Regions from separate parts of the Homo sapiens genome. Here region 2 is linked to region 1. The links are chromatin contacts, found by Hi-C or POLR2A ChIA-PET in ENCODE. All regions are on one chromosome and are shown on one strand. The core of a region is the stretch at or near the end of the contact, and the rest is flanking DNA. Distances in the headings are between cores, read along the strand shown. Region 1 overlaps TSPAN18 (tetraspanin 18). Region 2 has its middle 22 kb from the start of LINC02696.

Region 1 (4,583 bases), core at 1,292-3,791:
CCACTGCACTCCAGCCTGGGCAACAGAGTGAGACTCTGTTTCAAAAAAAAAAAAAAAAAAAAAATCAAATAGTATAATCCATCATATCAACAATCTAATGAAGAAAAATTGCAGGATCATATCAATAAATGCAGAAAAAGCATTTGACAAAATCCAATATCTATTCATGATAAAAACTCTCAGCAAACTAGGAATTAAGGGGATCTTCCTCAAGTTGATAAAGAGCATCTACAGAACACCGATAGTTAATATCATACTCAATTATGAGAAATTTGAGGCTGTCCTGCTAAGATCAGGAATAAGGCAAGGATGTCCCTTCTCCCACATTATACTGGAAGTCCTAGCTACTGCAATAAGACAAGAAAAGAAAAGGCATACAGATTGAGAAGGAAGAAGTAAAACTGTCTTTTTTTGCAGAAGATATGATCATTTATGTAGAAAACCTGAAAGAAATTACAAAAAAAAAATCCTGGAACAAATAAGCAATTATACTAAGGTTGTAGGATAGGAAGTTAATATAGAAAAGTCATTGCTTTCCTATCTACCAGCAAGGAGCAAGTGGAATTTGAAATTTAAAAACATAAAACCATTTCTATTAACACCTAAAGAAATAAAATACTTGAGAATAAATCTAATAAAATATGTGTAAGATCTGTATGAGGAAAACTACAAAACTATATTGAAGAAATCAAAGAAGTAAATAAATGAAAACACTGATCAGTGTTCAAAAATAGGAAGACTCAATAATGTCAAGATGTCAGTTCTTCCCAACTTGATATACAGATTCAAGACGACCCCAATCAAAATCCTGCAAGTTGTTTTATGGATATCAACAAACTGATTCTAAGGTTTATTTGGAGAAGCAAAACACCCAGAATAGCCAATCAAAAATTGAAAGAGAAGAACAATGTTGGAAAACCTGACACTACCCAACTTTAAGAGTTACTATAAAGATACAGTAATAAAATGGTGTGGTATTTGTGAAAGTACAGACAAATAGATTATTGGCACAGAATTGAAAGCCCAGAAATAGAGCCGCATATATATGTCAACTGATATATGACAAAGGAGCAATGGCAATACACTGGAGAATAGACAGTCTCTTCAACAAATAGTGCCAAGGACAAGTGGATGTCCCCATACACTAGAATGACACTGAATCCCTACCTCACACTATATATGAAAATTAACTCAAAAAGAATCTATGACCTAAATATAGGAGCTAAATAAAACTCTTAGAATAAAGCACAGGAGTAAATCTCCATGATCTCGAATTTGGCAATGGATTCTTAGAATACCAAAAGCTTGAGCAACAATAACAAAAAAATAGATAAACTGAAGCCTGGGGAATCCATAGAAATTGCCTTCTCTCACTCAGCCTGCCTCAGGCCCTATGGGCAGGGGAGATAAAAACATCAGGAGACTTTCATTTCTGCCTGAGCTCCACACTCAGTGCAAGACTGGGTGGTGAATTGGAGAAGAGTGCCACCATGGGCACAGAGGGCACCTCTAGATGCAGAGAATGCCATGAGGAGCTCCCACAAACACTGTCCTTGGGCTAGGAACCCTGTGTTTGGGTCCTTAACCTTGCTGCTTTTTAGACATGAAGCCTGGAGTCATTTAAATAGCTTATTAATGCTCGCCTTCTGGGGTGTGGGTAGGATTAACAATCATCTACAGAAAGACTCCAGTAAAGATGGCTGTGAGTGAAGTGTCAGCCATCAGCTAGAGGCTTGGGATGAACTGCTCATACTTGAGGTAGCTCCAAGTGATAGCACATCAGGACAGGGAGCTGACACAACCCAGGTCCCTCTCACAGCCCTTTTTTAGACCTCACACAGAAGGAGTTATGTGTCTCCAGGGTAACCCCACTGTTTGGTTACAAACACCCAGCTCTTACATCCCAAGAGCCTGGCACTCTTCAAAGAGGTCACCTTGGGAGGCTACACTATTCCAAGGGGGCTGCCATTGTTCAAAGCAAACAGGGGCTTCCCATGGTAGTCACCTTGACCTTACAACCACCCTGTGGGGTGCATGCTCTTTGCCCATCTTACAGATGAGAAAACTGAGGCTATGGGGGATCAAGTCACTCACCCCCAAGCCAAACAGCTACTGAAGGGCAGAGCTGGGACTCAGCCCCCAATCTTCTGGCTCCAAAACCCCAGCAAAGCTTTTCCATGACAGCACATGCCTCTCTGCCTGTTGCTTTGTGGTCATCTTTATATTTTCCCTGTGATGCTATAATGTTTATCTGTTTCCTGGCTAACAAGAGGGGCAAGGCTAAATAGCTCTGCTCCCTGGGCTGTCCTCCTGAAAGTAAACCAAGAACAACAGCACCCCTGCTGCTTTGCTCTGCACTTAAAGAGATTTTTTACTCTTATACACCGAGGCTTGAGGCCCACGACTTCCCCTGATGGAGAAACGTCCCTGAGAAGAAAGGTCCTGGGGATGGGAAGGTTTTTCTGACTCACTTCAGCGCCTTCTCCAGATTAAGAATACTGGGCAGGATCCAGGCTCTGTGATAAGGCAACCGCTTCCTGTGGGGATCAGGGCAGCTGCTGCCAGGAGGTTTACAATTAAGATTATGGTCCTGGCAGCTGGCAGGGTGAGCCGTGGGACACAGACGCTGTCAGTGAGGGACAGCCTGAGTAGGCCCCAGGCCTCACTTCTCCTCCCACACTGTCCACTAAGGCCTCAGCCTGGCCCTGTTTTTATCTGCCCCTGGGAGCCGGCCACCCTGTCTTGGATTCCAGCTTAAAATAATCTAGGGCAGCCAGTGGCACACTCCAGAAGGGTGAGTGAACTATCAGATTGGTGACTAAGAAAGTGGCCAAGTGCTTTCTGACTATGGGCACAGAGGCAGCCAAAATAGAAAATGCCATTAGGCAGTGGTGCAGCACTTTACAATCTGCACACCCCAACCACCTACCAGCAACCCAGGCAGGGAAGCAGGTGGAGCGGGTGTTGAGGGCACATGTACAAGAAACAGTGCGGGGAGCTTCCTAAGTCTTCCTCGTCTTCCCCAAAGCAACCTGTGAGTAGGTGTCACTGTCCCATTTTAGAGATCAGAAAATCAAGGCCTGCAGGGATTTCATGAGATGCCCAAAATTTAAAAACAAAACAAAACAAAGTATAGGACAAGGAAACAAACCATTTTTATGTTTTTACAGGACATGGAACTTCAGAGAGATGATTTGGCTAATTATTTTTAATCTTAAGCTTCAAGTCACAGACTGAAGTAAGCAAAAGACACAAGAATTGTATGGCAGTTCAGGCAGTGGCTTCAAATCTCGATGACATTACTCAGTGCTATGTGACCTTAGACAAGTCACTTAACTTCTCTGAGGCCTGGTTTTCTCTTCTGTAATGTGGAGGTGATCATAGTGGCAAGATGACATGACAGATGAGAGGACAGAATGGGATGGTGCAGTGAGTGAGCGTCACACTGTGCCTGGCGCATGAAGCCCTCCATCATATTGCTGGTTTCTCTTCTGATAGGCAGGGACTCAAACCAAGGTTCCTCTGCACCTCGGACCCTGTGATTTACCACCAAGGGTCGGAGCCATCGTCCTTTGCCCAAGACAGGCAATCAGATCTCCTCGGAGTTTTCAGATCCCCTCTCCTCTCCATGGCCTTCCACAACCTCCCAACCCCTGACCTGTCACTTCTTCTATTTCAGCCCTGGTCTTGGAATCCCAGAAATGGAGGGCGTGAGTGCTGGAACAGAGATTCAAGTTGCAGCTGCCTCATTTTACAATGAGAAAATGAGGACCAATGAGGGAAATGACTTATAAGTCACATTGGTGGCTGAGGCTGCTCAGAGGACAGACATCCTGGCTTTTCATCCAGAAAGCTTCCATGAGGCCACCCAGCCCACCACCAGTCCCAGAATCATGGTCAGCTCAAGAAGGACTTCCCAGAGCCTCCGAAACAGACCAAGGCTTTTCTGTTCTCAGTTTCACCATGGAATGTGGTGATTGATCCTAGTACTTGTGGATTTAGACTTTGTCCAAAAGATTATCGAGGGCAGAGGGAAGGTAATCACCCTAGGAAGCGATCTCCTTATCACGGTCCCAAGACTGTGGTGGGTATGGGGGAGGCTGAGGTCAGGGAGGGGTCCTTGATACAGATTCCATGAGCCCTCATGACCCTGCCTGGAGCCCCCAGGAGCTCTACTCTTCCTTGAAGGGCTCACTCCCTGCCATCCATCAACACTCACTTCCTGCACCAAGGTGGCCCCGTTGCCCTCACCCATGAGTAAATGTCTAGGGGTGAGGACAAGAGTGAAGCCACCCTTCTCCTGCCCTGCACCCCTTGGGCAAGAGCTGAGAGCCCTCTCACATGGAAGTGGTGGTTTGGAGGGCAGGAAGAGAAGAAGAGAGAAGAGTAGACCCTCTTGTTCGAGTAAGTGAAGATGCCACCCTGCCATGTTGCCACATCATACCTCTTTCCACTGGTGTCTTTCCCTTTGGGCCCAGAGGTGCCAAGGTTCTCTTACAGTGTCCTCCTGACAGTAGCTTCTGGATACACTCTAGAGAAAGAAGAGAGAGAAACACATTTCAAAAAGGCAGGAGTCCTTGGGG
Region 2 (4,583 bases), core at 1,080-3,579, 570 kb before region 1:
GTGGTTAAGGCCAAGGTCCTTGGTTGCAGGCAACAGAGTCCACATTAGCAAGTTCATGCTGACAGAGATCTATTAAAATGTATTTATTAAATACTTAATGGACTTTTTTGGGGGGACCACAGAATCAAGCTTAAATGGTACTCAGACCAGGACAGACCTGGACAACAGAGTCAGCCAAGCCCTTAAAATGCCCCCACTCTCTGCAGAGCTGTTCAGAGAGCCCTCTGCTGCTTCCACCTGTTAACTGACACTCATGATGTTTGGGACTGAAGTCAAAACTCCTCCCAATTTCCCAGAACACCCAGCACCCCTGCCTCTGTGCCTTCCAGCAGGTCCAGGCTCCCAGCCTTCTTGCACCACTCACTTCCACATGCAAGTCCTGAATGAGTGTAACTGGTTGGTGGAAAGCAGGCCATGTGCCTGCACTCTAGCTGCAAAGGAGTCTCAAATTTGGTTTTCAGTTTTGCAGTTTCTAGAGTGCAGGAAGGTAGTCTAGAAGGAATAGGAATGTGTGCCCAACTGAGTCACACAGGCACTAATTTCTCTTTTACAGATGCAGAAACTAAGGTACAGAGGGTTGCATCTTTTCATTCTCTTTGAATCTTGATTGTTAGGAATGAGCGACCCCACTCTGGTTTAGGGGAACTCGAATTCATTTTCCTATTTTTCCTTAGCACAAAAAAAGACCTCAGGTACAGAATGTTCAAAAAGCACCCTCCATCAGGAAATCCACCCCAAAATTAAGAAGAGGTCATAATTCAAGGACGGTCCTCCTTTCCAGAAACACTGTGGCCTGCCATCTCTTACCGCATTTTCCTTCTAAGCTGCCATCTGCTTCTCGGATAGAGGATGTGTATTAGGATTTTGCTTCTCTCTTGGGGCCTCTGATCCTGTGTTAAATTTTCTGCGTGGGCCCTTTTGGCTTTCCTTCCATTTTTGTGCTGTTTTCCTTTGTGTCTGTAACTGCAACTCCCTCACTTTCTAACAACAAGGAGGCTATGATTTCGGATTTAAGTCCTTACTAAATTTCTTTTCAAGTCATCTACAAAATTATTTCCATTTGGCACTTGAAGCTCTGCTCCCTCTTCTATTAACTCAAGTGAACAGTAGCTGCATTGCTGGATGCATTTCCACATTTCCTCCAATGCCTTTCAGACTGGTACATAACTGAAAAACAGTCCACGAGGTTGCCTCTTCAGCTTTCAGTGGCCAAACAGGATTTCAGTCTAACCGTCCTGGTGAACGCCTCATCTATTTTGCCCTGCCAGGAGCAGGCCCGGCTGTGCTGAAGCCCTGGAACGTTCTACCACCTCCCGCCTCCTACTCAACCTTCTCACACATGGAGGCAGAGGTGAGGTCAAAATTAAGGACTGGTATGGAGAAACATCATGAACAGCAACATCTCAAATCAAGCAACTTAAGGAAGGGGCCGGGCGCGGTGGTTCATGCCTGTAATTCTAGCACTTTGGGAGGCCGAGGTGGGTGGATCACCTGAGGTCAGGAGTTCAAGAACCAGACTGGCCAACATGGTGAAACCCCGTCTCTACTAAAAATACAAAAATTAGCTGGGCATGGTGGTGGGTGCCTGTAATCCCAGCTACTCGGGAGGCTGAGGCAGGAGAATTGCTTGAACCCGGGGGTGGTGATTGCCGTGAGCCGAGATCGCACCACTGCACTCCAGCCTGGGCAAAAGAGCAAGATTCCATCTCAAAAAAATGAACAAATAAATAAATATAAATAAGGAAGCCCAAATAAAAAAAATTATAAATGAAGAAAATCGCTCAGAAATACATCCTGAGTTCCAGAGAGAGGATTGAAGTGGAGAAAATATGTCAACGAAAAGCTTTCAAATTTAAGTTCTGAAAAGGCTCATGCAACTGGAACCTGGAGATGCTATTAGGCAAGGGGTCTTAATGATTTTGGTCGGCACGTGCCCCCTGCCCCCTTTCTTTCATGCTAACAGAGCCCTGGTTTTTGTCTCTGTTAGAAGGCCAGATCCCTTCATCTCAGGAAGGGTAGGTCCTTTGCAGGCATTGGTCCAGGGTCCACCATGTGACCTCATTCCGGCCAATGAGATAGGAGAAGCCTCCTGCAGGGCTTCCGGGAAATATTTTCTTTCTGGGCACAGGAATCACGGCAGAAGAAAGTCTTTTCTCTCCCCCTGCTCCTTACTTCCTGTCTTAAATGTAGGCTGTGTGTAGATGTGACTCATGGAATCGAGGCTGCCATCTTGTGATCAGGAGAGAAGACCAAGAGAACAGCGGGAATGTTATGGTTATGTGAGACAGCTAAATATCTTTATTAGTGAAGTCGGAGGTCAGCAAACTTGTTCTTTCAAATGGACACATAGTAAATATTTTCAGCTTTCCAAGCCGCAACCACTCAACTCTGACATTGTCACGGGAAAAGAGCCCTAGATAAGTACATAAACAAATGAGTGTGGCTGGGTTCCAACAGAACTTTATTTATAGAAACTGAAATTTGAATTTCATATAATGTTCATGTGTCACAAAATATTATTTATTCTTTTGATTTTTTTCAACAATTTAAATTGTAGAAATCATTCTTAGCCCACAGGCGGCACAAAAACAGATTTGGCAAGTGGGTTGTCGTTTGCCGACCCTGGATCTACTCACCGTCAGTTGTGTTTTCTGTTTCCTGAAGCTGAGTGCCTTCTGGATGATGCTGTCATTTAACCTTCTGTTTCCCAGATGACAACGCTGAGGTCCAGAGAGGCGACAGACAGAACGTTCCCAGGGTCCCAGAGCTTGTTAGTGTCAGAGCTCATAAATCTAAATCTCAAAGCTCCTAACATCAAGTCGAGGATGTTTCCCCGGTACATAAACCCGTTTCCTACTCATTTACACACATTTCTTGCTTTTTCTTCTAGGCTGTAACATTTTCCTTTGTGTCTGTGACTGCGTTTCATTCATACAAAGTGTATAAAGAGCCAAGAGGCTACCAACCTTGATTAAGGACCTACCACATTCCAGACACTTTACATTACTTAATCCTACAACAGTTGTGAGGTAGATGTTATTATGCCCACTGCACAGATGGGGAAATAGAGGCTCCGAGAGGACAGAACCACGCCCAACTTCACCCAGGGAGTAGGTGGTGGTCCCAGTCCCACCAGTGCCCTTCCTGCTGAATCTAGCTGTCTCCCACGCTTCACTGCTCGACTCTGGGTGTACCCTAATGAAGAAGACATGGCCCCTTTTCTCTGGCCACTGAATATTTTCCTTTCTGAAGTGGTTCTTGGCAGGGCTAATATATTAGAAACAGTGGCGGGAGAGTGGGGGCGGCGGTGGGGATGATGAAGTGCCATTCACCATCTCGTCCACTAGAGGGCAGAAAGAGGCCATGTTTCTGTAACAATTCTGCACCTTAACTCCCTGGTTCCGTTGAATTCATTCACAGGTTCATGGGAAACTTAGGGGAAATAATATGTTTCAGCCTTTTATTCCAACCTCCTCATTTTTCTGATGAGAAAAACGGAATCCCACAAGTGTCGTGTTGTTTACCCAGGGTCAGACATCGTGACTCATTAAATCAACAAATGTTAATTGAATGTTCATTGAGTCAATCCATGTCACTGCACAAACACTCATGGGTGATGGAGACACAAGAGTGGCAGGAGAGACGTGGCCCCTTCCCACACCAAGGCTGCAGGCGAGTGGAGCACAGGGGCAATGAGAAGTGATCAGATCAACACAATTATCAGCAATTGTGGGGAGGGGGTTAAGAGATGGAGGGACAGGAACAAGATCTGTGTGGAGGTGGCATTTCCCCCGAGCCTGAAGATGAAGAGCAGCCAGGCTTTCAAGGAGCTGGGGGCCAAGAATTCCAGGAATAAGGAACCACAAGAGGGAGACTTCTTGGCTTGTGCTAGAGCCTGGCAGACAAGGACCAGCAGCATGACTTAGTTGAGTCAGGGAAGGAAGGGGGTGTAAGAGACCTAATGTCATGATAATCATTAGCACTGAAGCTTCACTATGTACCGAGCTCTACGGAGCCGGTGCATTTGCTCATGCATCCTCCCCACAAATCTCTGCTTTGCAAACACAATTACTCCCATTTTATAGCCTCAGAGGGGTTGAGCCACTTGGCCAAGGCCATGCAGCCTGAAAGTGGTCTAGCTGGGACTTGAACCTGCACCTGTCTGACTCCAGCACCCAAACTCATCCTCACTATTCCAATTAAAGGCAGAGCTAATACTAAACCCCTGAGATCCCGTCTCGTGGCCAGGACTCTCTCCATAACCCTGTCCTTCTCTTGCCTTTGAGGAAAGCATACTTCACTGTCAGTTCTTCAGCCTGGGTGGCAGGGATGAAGGCAGAAGTTAAATAATAAAGAGGAAAAGGTTTTTTTCTAGAAATCAATGACTAAAGACTGGGAAGAGAATTCCTAAAACTCAAGTCAAGGACTGTCTCCTTTCGAAAACGGTGTGTACGAGAACATACGGCTCTCTGACCATCCACACAGACTCATGAGAAGGAGAGGAAGGACACCTCTCACTTCTGAACACTGCCTTGAAGCTTAGAGAAGTCAGATGTGACTCCCGAAGCTGAGCCGACATTCCA

What was found. A loop is a pair of places that touch in the nucleus more often than their neighbours do. ChIA-PET counts read pairs that join two places held with the same protein, here RNA polymerase II (POLR2A).
Region 2: a map of ascending aorta shows a loop between it and region 1 (2.3-fold over the local background). The contact joins two enhancer-like sites. A Hi-C loop is called at or near these places in 1 of 168 maps with a recorded cell type or tissue (ascending aorta). POLR2A ChIA-PET finds 5 or more read pairs at or near these places in 1 of 52 experiments (OCI-LY7).

Annotation. Positions count from the first base shown.
Region 1 is chr11:44,764,374-44,768,956 of GRCh38, reverse strand. TSPAN18 (tetraspanin 18) reads right to left here. Exons shown (of 10, transcript NM_130783.5): 2 at 4,445-4,531. Among named protein-coding and RNA genes, the nearest start is that of TSPAN18-AS1, 30 kb to the right of the region's middle. RefSeq lists an enhancer at 2,196-2,696. Within about 2 kb of position 2,541, at least 17 of the 41 ENCODE cell types and tissues checked have a DNase peak (open chromatin) inside an H3K27ac peak, as active enhancers do; they include ascending aorta, where a contact is called at or near this core.
Region 2 is chr11:45,331,351-45,335,933 of GRCh38, reverse strand. No RefSeq gene overlaps it. Among named protein-coding and RNA genes, the nearest start is that of LINC02696, 22 kb to the left of the region's middle. Within about 2 kb of position 2,329, at least 10 of the 41 ENCODE cell types and tissues checked have a DNase peak (open chromatin) inside an H3K27ac peak, as active enhancers do; they include ascending aorta, where a contact is called at or near this core.